Linked DNA regions of Homo sapiens: regions 2 and 3 are each linked to region 1. The links are chromatin contacts, found by Hi-C or POLR2A ChIA-PET in ENCODE. All regions are on one chromosome and are shown on one strand. Each heading gives the region's core, a stretch centred on a gene start or an enhancer-like site at or near the end of the contact. The rest is flanking DNA. Distances are from core to core; before and after follow the strand shown.

What was found. A loop is a pair of places that touch in the nucleus more often than their neighbours do. ChIA-PET counts read pairs that join two places held with the same protein, here RNA polymerase II (POLR2A). Pooled maps may share reads with other maps.
Region 2: a pooled map shows a loop between it and region 1 (3-fold over the local background). The contact joins the enhancer-like site here to the promoter of AQP3 in region 1. A Hi-C loop is called at or near these places in 2 of 37 single-sample maps with no recorded cell type and 10 of 50 pooled maps. POLR2A ChIA-PET finds 5 or more read pairs at or near these places in 2 of 52 experiments (AG04449 and activated T-cell).
Region 3: a pooled map shows a loop between it and region 1 (17-fold over the local background). The contact joins the promoter of UBE2R2 here to the promoter of AQP3 in region 1. A Hi-C loop is called at or near these places in 2 of 37 single-sample maps with no recorded cell type and 9 of 50 pooled maps. POLR2A ChIA-PET finds 5 or more read pairs at or near these places in 1 of 52 experiments (T-cell).

Annotation. Positions count from the first base shown.
Region 1 is chr9:33,445,192-33,449,836 of GRCh38, reverse strand. It overlaps AQP3 (aquaporin 3 (Gill blood group)), which reads left to right and starts at 2,244. Exons shown (of 6, transcript NM_004925.5): 1 at 2,244-2,414. The coding sequence starts at 2,307. RefSeq lists a silencer at 2,069-2,258.
Region 2 is chr9:33,063,160-33,067,804 of GRCh38, reverse strand. All of the region lies in intron 4 of SMU1 (SMU1 DNA replication regulator and spliceosomal factor), which reads left to right. Among named protein-coding and RNA genes, the nearest start is that of SMU1, 11 kb to the left of the region's middle. Within about 2 kb of position 2,509, at least 4 of the 41 ENCODE cell types and tissues checked have a DNase peak (open chromatin) inside an H3K27ac peak, as active enhancers do.
Region 3 is chr9:33,814,453-33,819,097 of GRCh38, reverse strand. It overlaps UBE2R2 (ubiquitin conjugating enzyme E2 R2), which reads right to left and starts at 1,938. Exons shown (of 5, transcript NM_017811.4): 1 at 1,164-1,938. The coding sequence starts at 1,340. UBE2R2-AS1 (UBE2R2 antisense RNA 1) reads left to right here and starts at 230. Exons shown (of 5, transcript NR_170204.1): 1 at 230-471. RefSeq lists silencers at 1,319-1,488, 1,559-1,768, 1,949-2,048 and an enhancer at 2,339-2,428.

The sequences.
Region 1 (4,645 bases), core at 995-3,494:
GTCACCTAACATAGTTTGACTGTAGGTCCCAGTGGCCCCTGGGGCTTTCTTGGTGCTGATCACATTTCTGATCAAGGACGACAGGACTAACCCTTCTCTCTTTTGGTCCCTCTGGGAGAAGAACCTCTGCACTAGCCCTGCTCGCTTCTCAATGAACCGTGGGAGCCCTTTTTTTTTTTTTTTTTTTTGAGATGGAGTTTGGCTCTTGTTGCCCAGGCTGGAGTGCAATGGCATGATCTCAGGTCACTGCAACTTCCGCCTCCTGGGTTCAAGTGATTCTCCTGCCTCAGCCTCCCGAACAGCTGAGATTACAGGCACCCGCCATCACGCCCGGCTAATTTTTGGTATTTTTAGTAGAGACAGGGTTTCACCATGTTGGTCAGTGTGGTCTTGAACTCCTGACCTCAGGTGATCTGCCCGCCTCGGCCTCCCAAAGTGCTGGGATTATAGGCGTGAGCCACCACGCCCAGCCGGGGGCCCTTATTTCTCATATTCGTCCCTCAAGGGACAAGTCCTCAGGGTCATTAGCCCACCTGGATTAAGTCCCTCTGGAAAATGATTTCTTTGATCTCCTCTGGCAATGCTGCCATAGAAGCTCAGCCTAAGGGCATGTTGTTTGCTCCCAGGCCACCAGATGTTTCCTTGTTATTAAAAGCAGCATAGAGGGCAAGGTTGCACTTCGGGAGGCCGAGGTGGGAGGATCGTTTAAAGCCAGGAGTTTGAGACTAACCTGGGCAACATAGCAAGACCTCATTTTTACAACAGATTTTTAAAAATTAGCTGAGTGTCATGGTGGCACATAGTCCCTATAGTCCCATCCATTCTGGAGGCTGAGGTGGGAGGATCACTTGGGCCCAGGAGTTCGAGGCTACAGTGAGCTGTGATTGCACCACAGCCTGGGTGATGGAGCAAGACCCTACTCTTTAAAAAGAGAGAGAGGGCAAGGTTGTCCCATGATCCCCCTCAGATAGGGCTGACTCCCCCATAATTAAGTTTGCTTAAAGAGGCAGACTTGCTGGGCTCAGTGGCTCACGCCTGTAATCCCAGCACTTTGGGAGGCTGAGGCGGGTGGATAACTTGTGGTCAGGAGTTCGAAATCAGCCTGGTCAACATGGTGAATCCCCATCTCCACTAAAAAAACAAAAATTAGCTGGGCATGGTGGTGTGCACCTGTAATCCCAGCTAATCGGGAGGCTGAAGCAGGAGAATCACTTGAACCTGGGAGGTGGAGGTTGCAGGGAGCCGAGATCACGCCATTGCACTCCACCTAGGCGACAGAGAGAGACTCCGTCTAAAAAAAAAAAAGAGACAGACTCTTCCTTGGCTGGGGGTAAGTCAGATGGGAGAGGAGAGGGTTAAAAACAGCTGGGACTCAGCCTGCTGGCAAACATGTGGCATGTGGCATGTCGGGGCAACTGCAGCTCAGCCTCTGGAGCCATGTGAGCAATGCACGCAGGTACACGTGTGACAAGCTAGGTCACCTAGCCATGTTCAACAGGCATGTGCACAGCCACGAGGAATGCCCAGCCGTACAATTAGGCACACAGGACATCCGCCATGTGTAGACACAGCTGTGGACATAGCTGGCCAGGACATGCGACACACGACGTGCTCATAGCACAGGGAGAAGGGCCCATGAAGTCTGGTTGGAACTCAGCACGTGTGTCTGTGTGCCCACCTGAGTCTGGACTGCTGCCCCTCTGACACTAGCTGTCCCCTTGAAGGGTCGGTGCCTTATCTGTCCTGACAGAAGAGACAGTGTTGCTTCTCACTTGGGGCTCGCAGCCTCCTCCTCCTGCCTCGAACTGAGGATCTGTTGGGTCCAGTCATCCTGGAGAGATGCGGCCAGTTTCTTTCTGACAGGTCTCCTCCTGCCCGCAAGGAAGTGGGGTGATCACAGGGCGCAGGTGGTCTCTATGACAGCTGCATCCTCTCCAGCCATGGCCCTGAACCCTGCCTATAATCCCACCATTGGCTCTCAGATCTGCCTAAGCCTCTCAGCCCCCTTGACGTCCCCTCCCTTAAGCGCCCTCCGAAGGCCACCCGTCCCTCAAAGCTCCTCACACTCCATGCCCGCAGCTCCCTCCACCCGGCGTCCGCACCAGCCTCCCAGCCGAGGTGGGGCGGGGGCGAGGGGGCGCGCACTCCTCGGCGCTCCGGGACTGCAGGGCGGGGCTGCAGGGCGGGCGGGGCCCGTGTCTCCAGCGCTCCTATAAAGGGAGCCACCAGCGCTGGAGGCCGCTGCTCGCTGCGCCACCGCCTCCCGCCACCCCTGCCCGCCCGACAGCGCCGCCGCCTGCCCCGCCATGGGTCGACAGAAGGAGCTGGTGTCCCGCTGCGGGGAGATGCTCCACATCCGCTACCGGCTGCTCCGACAGGCGCTGGCCGAGTGCCTGGGGACCCTCATCCTGGTGGTGAGTGGAGGGAGCCGGGGAAGCCCTTCTCTCTCCAGCCCTTGCACTCCCCAAACTCTCACTTCCCCGAAGGGGCTGTGTTTTCCAAGGTAGCCTGGACCCACCTCCCCAGCTGTGACCCCCACGCTTAACCGCGGAGGATCAAGCTGACTTCCAAAGTCCTCTTCCCCACGGTTCTAACCCCCTCTCTGACAGCTCCGACTCTTGCCAGAATGACAGCTGTTACTCCCCAGTGATAGTGCCGATCGTTTACCCTCCCACAAGTGACTCAGCCAACAGGCTGGGGGCAGCGGTCACGCTTGCAGTCTGGGACAGCCAGCCACTTCCCCTGCCTCCCACACCCCTCCAGATTCCCAGAATCCCAGCCCCCAGATGTAGGGGAGGGGGCGGAGGCAAATGAGCCATTATTAGGTTATTTGGGTCCTGGGTGTCTGGCCTCTAATGAATAATTAAGCCTCAAAAAGTCCAAAGGTTGAAGTGAGTGAGGACAGTTTGCACGAGTGGGGGCAGAGGGTGCAGGCCACATGGGCTGCGAACAGCGAAGTGGGAAGGGAGGCAGATTCTGACGGTAGAAGGGTGGGAGGAAGCTAGGCCCAGGCACAGAGGACGCGTGTCTAAAGTTGCTCACCTGGTGCTCAGCGACTCCCAGGCCCTGTCTGTTATCCAGACAGATGCTGTCAGCGTCTGTGCAGAAGACGACAAGCATTCTGGTTACTCCCTGGCCTCTTGGTTACTCTGTGGGTTCTCTGAGTGAGCATTTCCCTGCCTGAGTTACTCCTCAGTCCTAGTTACTCCTTGGTCACACCAGTTTCACCCTGGTTTTGTTCTGAGTGACTCTGTTTGCACTTCTTAGGTCTGGCAGACCCACCAGTTATGTTCTATTTCCTGTCCCAGTTACTCTGATTTTTCAGCCGCTCATGTGGTTACACCTGTTTTCCTCTGTGTTCAGTTGCTACATTGCAGTGAGTGGGTTACTCCGTTCCTGCCCCAGCCCTGGGTAGTACAGACCAGCTGGCCCACTGTGGACTAGGAAGCCTAACTAAGGGCAAGTAGGGATCCCCAAATGGTTGAGGATCAGGATCTATGGGCAGAGGAGGGCTGAAACCCACTTCTGGCTTCCAAGAATAGGAAGTGGGGAAGCCACAGGGGGCATTTTATCCACAGCCTCCCATAAGATTAGTCGTCCTATCAGCCAGCCCTAGCCCCTCTCTCCTGTGCCAAGAAGGCAATAGGAGGTGGCCTTTATCACTCTCCTGCCTCGGAGCCCTCACTCCTATCGGAGTCCTGAGTCCAGCCACCTGTTTTAGAGCAGCCAGGCTAGGGGAGGATGATGTCTTCTATTTTCCTAGAGGGGCCTCCTCATTCCCTCCCAAGTCTCAGTTCACTCTCTCACAAAGGAGCCGTTAGTCCTCCCACTGAGCCCCAGGATCATCAGGCTTATCCCAGACCACAAAAGAAGAGTGTTAAATTTTAGGGGAAGGGTTGCAGACTCAGATGGATGTGAGGTATTGGATATCAGTGAGAAGCAGAACTTCAAGGACTGCATGAACTGGAGGGGCAGGCCTGGGGATCCCTTTGTAGTGGGTGAGTGCCTGCCTGCCTACCTGCGTGTTGGGAGCCTAGGCCTGCAGTGGCAGAATCAGGGTTGGCTTTGGGGTGAGGAAAGCCCCTTTCTCTGAGATACCTGGTGTGAGGGCAGGGGGCGGTGCTGGCCGAGAACTCAGGGCAGGGGTTGGGGGAGGAAGAGGAAGATTAGCCCCAAGGTGGTGGAACTGGCTCTGACAGCTCCTCCCTCCAAGGCGTCCTGGGATGGAGCCAGGTCTGAGCCTTTGGCAGGCAAGGAGCTGCTGCCAGGGCCTCCCAAGCAGGGCAGGGCGCCTCAGACCCTCACGTGCCTGTCTCCCACCACCCCTCCTCACACATACACCTGCAATCTCTGATCTTTGCTCTCACCTGCCTGCACACCTTTGCCCCATGTCATTGCCGCTGGCTTCTCCGTTATCTCTTGGTCTTTCTGGGATGATAATCAAAATGCTTAACTATCCAGTACAACAGGCACTGACCCGTCAGAATAAACAAGGTCTGTAGCACAGGTCCTGGAAACTGCCTGCTCTGTGGGCATAAAACCTTTAGTTATGGGCAGGTGGGAGAGGAGACCAGGGCAAGGCATTGGAGCAGCTTTGAGGGACACTCAGGGGGCTCAGGGCAACAATGCTTTACAGCTGCTGCAG
Region 2 (4,645 bases), core at 1,260-3,759, 380 kb after region 1:
CTTTTTGGCCTGGCGTGGTGGCCCATGCCTGTAATCCCAGCACTTTGGGAGGCCAAGGTGGGTGGATCACCTGAGATCAGGGGCTCGAGATGAGCCTGGCCAACATGGTGAAACCCCGTCTCTACTAAAAATACAAAAATTAGCTGGGCGTGGTGGCAGGAACCTGTAATCTCAGCTACTCGGGAGGCTGAGGCAGGAGAATCACATGAACCCAGGAGGCAGAGGTTGCAGTGAGCCGAGATTGAGCCATTGCACTCCAGCCTGGGAGACAAGAGCGAGACTTCATCTCAAAAAAAAAAAAAAAAAAAGTAAGCTGCTTTTTGATTTCTTAATCAAACTAATAGCAGTGCATCGTTTAAGTAGTACTTCAGGGCTTACAGTGAAAAACAGTCCCATGTGCTTCCCTTCTCCACCTCTGATTCTTAACTTTCCTGACTTAGCTCCATAGCTGAATACCATGTTTATACTGTTATTACCTGATTTTTTTTTTTTTTTTTTTTTTTTTTTGGTCATTAGCAACTAACTTTCTTCAGCGAAAAATGATTTGTCTTATACCCACTCTCCTCAATACACACTTACTCTTCTTCTGGATTTTCAGTAGAGCTGTATCACAACTTTTGGTTCAATCTATATTCAATGTTTACATAGTTATTTTTATATAGCTATTGTTCACAGCTAAAAAATAATTACATGTAATTTCTTACATAAATTTTTATGATTTGCAATAATTATTGCTTATTTTTTCTTTTGCCTAGTTTTCTATGCACTTCTGCTAGTCCAGCCTGAGTATTTCTAGTAGAACCGTCAAAAGTCCTTTTTTTTCCGCTTGCTGATATCTTTCCTGAGGCCCTTCTCTTTTTGTTCCCATCAGGACTAGTTCTCTTGCATTGCTGCACAGTTACTGTACCAGGACTTCTCTCATCTTCATACTGGGAATTTTGGGTCTCTTATTTTTTTGGTAGGTCTTATTTATAGATTCCTCAGTTTTCTTTTTTTTTTTGAGACAGAGTCTCACTCTGTCGCCAGGCTGGAGTGCAGTGGCACGATCTTGGCTCACTGCAACCTCCGCCTTCTGGGTTCGAGCAATTCTCCTGCCTCAGCCTCCCGAGTAGCTGGGACCACAGGTGCCCACCACCATGCCCAGCTAATTTTTGTATTTTTAGTAGAGACGGGGTTTCACCATGTTGGCCAGGATGGTCTCGATCTCTTGACCTCGTGATCTGCCCACCTCGGCCTCCCAAAGTTTTGGGATTACAGGCGTGAGCCACCGCACCCAGCCTTTTTTTTTTTTTTTTTTTTAATTAAATGGAACACAGAGCCTTGCTGTGTTGCCCAGACTATCCTGCCTCTGCCTTCCTAAGTACTGGGATTACAGGTGTAAGCCGCTGAGCCCAGCCTAGACCCTCATTTTGTGGGAGTACTGAGTCCAGTAACTTCCTGAGAAAGGAAGCATAGAAATAAATTTTTGAGATTTTATTTGTGTCTGTAATACCGTGTATCTTTCTTTCTCTTTAAATGTTTAAAGTTTTATTATCCTTCCTGCATTGTCCCTGTATTCCTATTTTTTCTTTTTCTCTGAGTTTTCCCCTTCCCTGTTTGTTTTGCTGACCATATGTGGGAGTTTTCCTCAAATATTTAGAGCTCTCTGCTATGGTATGTCAGGTTGGGTGGTTGGAAAGAGGAGTTTGAGAACTGATAGACTTCAGCCTGGGATGATAGGATGGGGATCCTCATTTGTCATTCTCTGCAGAAATGTTCTCTTGGGCTGGTCAGCTTTTCCAGAGAGTAGTTCCTGCTTGGAGAGTAGTTCTTGCCTAAACCATATCTTGAGAGTGAGAGCTGAGAGGATGCAGGTAGGAGTGGAGGATAGAGAAATCTCACTGTTCAGCATACCAGTGTACACTGAAGCCCCCAGTTTTCATTGTGGCTTCTCACCTCCACCCTGTCCTCAGCTCTACTGAGATTTTCAGAGCCTAGGACCTCAACCTTTCCAGAATATACATCACCTGATTTCTCTTGAGGCTAAGGCGAGGTGGTTGCTCAGGGTTGGGAGAAGTCGTGGTAGCTAAATGCTCCTTATGCAGACTTTAATATTGCCCCTGTTTTCAGCCCTGAAGCATGCCTTGTGCTTGAAGGGTATGTGATTCCTCCAGTTCCTAAGCCTTTTTGGAGTTTTGCAAGGTAGTTTGGCTTGCTTCTTGTGGCTTCCCCTTCTTCACCTTGTACAATTAGGTTTCGGTTTTCTCTGTTTTTGGTTTCCACTAGTCCATTCACTTTTCACCTTCTAAAATTTAACTAACATTTTTTTCTTGCTGTTCTCCCATTCTCTTTGTCTTTTGGGGCATGTATCTTTTTTATTCCTTAATTACCATCACTTCAGTGGATTTTCTAGAGACAGTGGAAATAAACTCATGTGTTCTACATTTAATTGGTTAGATGTGAAGAGCAAGTGAGGTTTTGGTTCTAGGTTTCGTTTCCCTTTAGTTTCTGGTTTGAGTGACTTGGTAGAAAATATAAGAAGGACAGATTTGTTGGGGGCTGGGGTAGAAACTAGGGATAGGGGAAATGATCCGTTTTTAGATGTTTTGAAGTTCCTGTGGGACATACAAGTGGAAACTTGCAGTATAGGCCCTTGGATCTGTGAATCTGGACCTTAACCTAGAGGTTTTGGCTAAAATTATAGATTTGGAAATTATAGTAGTAGTTGAAGCTGTAAATGTAATTACCTAGGGAAAGCATGTAGAAGAAGAAAAGTAAAATGTGGCCGGGTGTGGTGGTTCACATCTGTAATCCCAGCACTTTGGGAAGCCCAGGTGGGTGGATCAACCGAGGTCAGGAGTTGGAGACCAGCCTGGCCAACGTGGCGAAACCTTGTGTCTACTAAAAATAGAAAAATTAGCTGGCCATCATGGCGTGCGCCTGTAATCCCAGTTACTTGGGAGGCTGAGGCAGAAGAATCACTTGAACCCGGGAGGCAGAGTTTGCAGTGAGCCAAGATCGCGCCACTGCACTCCAGCCTGGGTGACAGAGTGAGACTCTGTCTCAATTAAAAAAAAAAAAAAGAAAAAATATATTTAGCAAAGAAACTTTGGAAAGGAAGAATGTTGAGAGCATACTAGTCTTAGAAATACTGCATTTAATAAAGACCTATAATTTGCATCATTTTGGTAGTGGACACAAGAACATCTGTTGCAACCAGTGCAACAACAGTGCAAAAACCCAATTCTGTTATTTATAATAATTCCACGGATGACAATGGGGAATACCACAAAACCTAGGAATAAGAGAAAAATACATTTAGTATATGATGTTGGGACACTGACTTTAGAATTGCGGGGGAGAGGTCAGATCAGAGCCTGCTCCCATATTTTATGTAGCATAATTTCAGATAGAAAGTTAGATATTTTAAGATAATAGAAAAACACTGGGAGATAATATAATCTATCAAACCTGATAGTCTTCCCAAACTTAGAGATTAAACACCAAGGAAAAGGTAAACAGATTTCATCACTCGAGAACGGAACTTAAGATGAAAAGAAACCTATAAAGCTATAATCCAAAATAGACATAGTCACAGCTACTTGGAAGGCTGAGACAGAAGGACTGCTTGAGCCCAGGAGTTCAAGGCTGCAGTGAGTTGTGATCATGCCACTTTTCCAGCCTGACAGAATGAGAACCCCTCTCTTTAAAAAAAAAAAGTTGGTAAAAGAATTCTTTGCAGCAAACATAAACAACAAATACCTTTATCACGTTAAAGCTCACTAATTGGTGAGAATGGTAAGACCATGATAGATAAGTGAGCAAATAACATGAATAAACAGTTAACAGAAGAGGAAATATATCTAATGAATACAGAGAAAAGTTCAACTCATTAATCAGAGAACTGACTAAAGTAGGGTATTCTATTTCTACTTATTAAATTAGCTAAAATTTTTAAATCAGTGGTCCCCAACATTTTTGGCACCAAAGACTGGTTTCGTGGAAGACGATTTTTCCACAGATGGTGGTGGGGGTGTCAGGGGGGTGGGTTTGGGATGAAACTCTTCCATCTAAGATCATCAGGCATTAGATTCTCATAATGAGCATGCATCCTAGATCCCTCGCATGCGCATTTCAAAATAGGGTTCATGCTCCTATGAGAATCTAATGCTGCGCAGATCTGACAGGAGGTGGAGCTCAGACTGTAATGCTCTTGCTCCCTGGCTACTCACCTCCTGCTGTACAGCTGGGTTCCTAACAGGCCGTGGACCAGTACTGGTCTGCAGTTCAGGGGTTGGGGACCCCCGTTTTAAATGATACCAAAAATTATTGAGTTTTCTTGGAATAACAAAAGGAAAGGGGAATAAACATTGATTGTGTGCTTATTATGTGAACATGTGCTTATTATACAGGCTTCACTTATATTATTTTGTTTTATCCTCTATGAATTAGGCTTTTTTTTTTGGAGACAGTCTCACTCTGTTGCCCAGGCTGGGAGTGCAGTGGTGCGATCTTGGCTCACTGCAACCTCTGCGTCCCGGGTTCAAGCAATTTTCCTGCCTCAGTCTCCCAAGTAGCTGGGATTACAGGCATGCACCACCACGCCTGGCTAATTTTTGTAATTTTAGTAGAGATGGGGTTTCACCATGTTGACCAGGCTGGCCTG
Region 3 (4,645 bases), core at 689-3,188, 370 kb before region 1:
CTAAGCACTCATTTCCTCTCTCTGCCCCCATCATTTAAAATATTCAGACTTTCAATCTGTGATTCCTCCCTGCAAAAACACTCAAGTAAAAACAAAACAAAACAAACACTCATTATCTCCAAGTTAACTACCTTGGAGTTAAAAAAAAATCATTAGATTCTGGAATGATAACCACTGTTCTAAGACCATATAAAACAACAGAAACAATGTCTGTGGTCGCTAAGGAACCATACATCCCACCCAGAGAAACGATCTCGCCTCAGATGATACTTGTCATCTGTGAGACCACCCCTTTAGCTAGAGTTAACCACTTGAGCAGGTTTCAATTTTGTCTCTGAAAGTAGGAAGCTATCAGTCTCCCTACATGACTCGTTCCACCCTTTGTGGATACTTCTACCTGTAGAAAAAAAGGTTGGCAAACTTGGTGGCATGGTGAGGACAAAGGGCATTTTGAAAGAACCAGTGACTGAGGTAAGCAGAGAATGTGAACGGAAAGAGGGTTAAAGTTCCCCCAAATGGATAATGACAAGACGACGCGGGCACCCTTTTTTTTTTTTTTTTTTTTTTTACCACCCCTAGGGTCCCATTCTTCACCACCACCCATTGGAATGCAAAGTTGGCACTACCACTACCCAAGATGCCCAACAAATCCTCAAAATGTCAGGGCACTCGGCAGCTTCTGAAATGACAAGCTGGTGCCCCTCCCCCACCCCACCCCCACCCCCACCCCCCAAAAAAGAAAAGTCCAATCCAGTCGGTGCAGGTCACCCTGCCCTCTGGGGCAGTTCCAGCCTGCGCAGGGAGGGGTTCCGACCGGAGAACGAAAAAGCACAGATAGACCACCGCTCTTTCCACCCACCCTCAGCGGGGGAAACAAAGGCGGCCTCCTCCGCCCGTAGACACTACCCTAACCAGAGAGGCTCTCCGATTTCCCGGTGCAGCCTGCCCTCCCGCCCCCGCCCGAGCCCCCGCCCCCATGACAAAGAAAAGGCACTCGGCGAGCAAGGCCTTCCTGCCTCCAGGGATGGGGGAGGGGGCTGCACGGGTGAGAAGCCCCCTCCACTCGCCCGTGCTCATACTCCTGGTCCCAGGAACTGCAGAAAGCGGCGGGGAGCCGGAGGCCTCGGCCGCGGAAGCAGGGTCCGGGAGGAGGGTGAGGGTACCTTGAAGTAGCCGCCTTCGTAGAGGGTGTTGGGGGGTCCGAAGATGGCCACCTCCCAGTTGTAGAGGTCGGACTCGTCCACCAGGGTGATCCGGAAGCCCTCCACCGGTTCCTCCTGCAGGGATTTCAGCTCGAGCATCAGGGCCTTCTGCGAGCTGGTCATCTGCTGCTGGGCCATCGCGGCGGCGGCGGCGGCGGCGGCGCCGGGCCCGGGCCCCAGTCCTCACGCACCGGCCGGGCCGGACCAGGCCCCTCCCCTCCGCTCGCCCTCCGGCCGGGCAGCACCGGGCCCCGGTCTTCACACACCCGGCGGGCCAGACCAGGCCCCACACGGCCCGTGGGCCCGCCCGGGGTCCTCCTCACACACGACGCAGGCCGGGCCGGGCCCTTCTCCTCACACTCGGGCCGGGCGAGAGGAGAGGTCGAGGGAGTTAGGAGAATTCGCTACGGGTCCCGGTCCCGGGCCTCCCCCCCCCGGAGGGGGCCTCAACTTGGGGGGGGGGAGAGGAGGTGGAAGCGGAGGAAGGCGGCGGAGGGCCGGCGATGGTGAAGGGAGGGGGCCGGGCCGGCCCGGGAACGCCGCGCTCGCTCGCCCTCTCGTTCTCTTCGGGGGCCGCAGGGGCCGGAGGGCGCGCGGGGCAGGAGAGGGTGGGGGGAGAGCGGCGTGCGGGGGTCTCGCGGCGGTGGCGGCGGGGGCTGCGCGGGGGGAGGGGCGACGGCGGAGGAGGAGGAGAGCGAGAGCGCCTCGCGCCGCGGGAGCAACGGAGCCGAGAAGCAGGGAGGGAGGGAGGGAGGGAGAGAGGGAGGAGGGGCGCACGCCGGGTGCTGGGCGGCTCTCAGCGGCTGGCGGCCCGACGCGCGTGCGCGTGCCCCTCCCTCCCCTCCCCCCACCGTGCCTGGCTCTCCTCCACTACCACCTCCTCCTCCTCCCGTTTCCACGCCTCCTCTCGGTCTCCCGCGCGGTCGCGGCGCTTTGTGACGCTGGCGCGTGTCCCCCGCCCATAAAGATCCCAGAAGCAGCGGGGACCAAGGGCGGGCGCAGGGATTGCCGTGGCCCCAGAGTGACGGTTGTGCGGCTGGACGCCGCAGTTCCAAAGGCGTGCCCGGGAAGGGAACCCAGGTCTCCCGGCTCTCGGGGCCCTCCCCACTGTGGATCCAGGGGCCTCCGCAGCCATCCTGGGACGGGCCTGGTCGCTGCAGGCCCCTCCCCGTGACACCCAGTCTGCGGTCCCTCCACTTAGTAGCTACTTGATTAGGATGTGCTGACAATGTGGGTCTTTTCGGTGGGAACAGACCTTCCCGCAGGCCAGCCCACAGGCAAGTGTGCCCTTTGGCACGTTACTCACCCTGGGTGCGGCAGTTCCACGTGAGAAACGGGGTGAGACAAAAAGGTCAGCTTCTGCTTCCCTTCTTAACTACAAAGAGGAAGTTGTGAGGAAAAAGACAATAACAAACTGGGTCTCTAGCCCTTCTCATTGTGATTTGGGGCAAGTGCTCAGGCTGCCCTTCGCCTTCGCCATTTGTAAAATAAACTACTGTGGTTGAACTTAGGGGTCAAAGTTCCCTATAGGTGCTTGTGGCTTGAATGTCCACCCTGGAACTGAGGGACTTTCGAGATAATCATAACCGAAGTGAGATGTGGGGACAGTCTTTGGTCCCCCCGTGGTTCAGAATACAGTACTCCTTTCTCCTAGGAAGGCATGTCCTAGGATAACTGCCTAAAAAACATTTCCTAGAAAAGCCAGAATATTGTGAGAGTTCTACACACACAGTTTCGGAACTAGACAGATCTTGGTTCCAACCCTAGTTCCATTACTTCTCCCTGTATCATCAGTTTTTTGTTTTTTGGTTTTGTTTTGTTTGAGACAGGGTCTTGCTCTGTCACCCAGGCTGTAGCACAGTGGCGCGATCATGGCCCACTGCAACCTCCGCCTCCCAGGTTCAAGCGATTCTCCCACCTCAGCCTCCCAAGTAGCTAGGACTACAGGTGCATGCCTCCACACCCGGCTGTTTAATCAGCTTCTGTAAAAGGGGATTAATTATACCCAACACAAGCAATTGTAATGATTAAATGTATGTACAGCATTTAGCGTAGTGACTGGCACATGGTTAATGATTCATAGAAACTTGAAAGAAAAAAACTTTAAGGCATAGCTGTATTCTGGATACCACCACTACCCACCCCTTTTATTGAGACAGGGTCTTACTCTGTTGCCCAGGCTGGAGTACAGTAGAGTGATTATAGCTCACTCTAGCAGTAACCTCCTGGGCTTAAGCCATCCTCTAACCTCAGTCTCCCAAGTAGCAGGACCACAGGTGTGCACAGCCATGCCCAGCTAATTTTTGTATTTTTAGTAGAGACGGGATTTCACCATGTTGGCGAGGCTGGTCTCCAACCCTTGACCTCAGGTGATCCGTCCACCTCAGCCTCCCAAAGTGCTGGGATTACTGGCGTGAGCCACTGTGCCCAGCCAAGGACAGTTTTAGATTTATAGAAAAATTGAAAAGATAGTCAAGTTCCCCTACACCTGGCGCCCAGTTCCCCCTTTTATTAACATATTACATTAGTAGAGTACATGTATTACAATTAATGAGCTAATATTGATACATCACTGTTGACTGAAGCTCATACTTCCCTAATTTTTACCTACTGACCTTTTGCTGTTCCAGGATCTCATCCAGGATACCAGACTACATTCAGTTTTCCTGTTTCTGTAGATTCCTCTTGACTGTGGCAGTTTCTTAGACTTTGTTCTGATGACCTTAACAGTTTTGAAGAATACTGGTCAAGTATTTTGTAGACTGTCCCTCAATTGGGATTGTGATGCTTTTCTCATGATTAGACTGGGATTATGAGTTTTTGAGGGTAAGATCACAGAGGTGAAATGCCATTTCATCACATCATATTAAGGGCACAAATAGCAACATGACTTAGCAATGTTGATGTTGACCTTGATTGTCTGGCTGAGGAAGTGTGTCAAGTCTTTCTACTGTAAAGTTACTCTGCCCCTTCCTCCCCTTTTCTATACTGTACTCTTTGGAATGGAGTCACTCTACACAATCCACACTTAAGCAGCCCCCCCTCCTTTTTTTTTGGCCTTTTTTTTCCTGTAAAAGACGAGGTCTCAGTGTTTTAAAACATCCTTTTCTAGCCGCCAACGCTACTGTCCAGGTCTTGAGACCGAACTCTACTGGAATTAGAGCTCCCCTCAGAGAAGAGGGAGTATCCTAGTGAATGCAGCCCCTCTTATCAAAATGATGGTTTATGTCCCATTCTGTCTTTCCCTCCAGTACCAGTCAATTTAGGGACAAGAGGATTGCTGACCCGGAAATGTGAAAGATGATGTTGACACCTTTAATAGCAAGGCGGTGAGCAGATAAATAGGTAGAAAGGTCATCTTCAAAGCATTTCACCCACAAAAACTCATCACAGCCCCACCCTGACCTGGAGGGTGATGAAGCCCTAGTCTAACCCACTGGAAC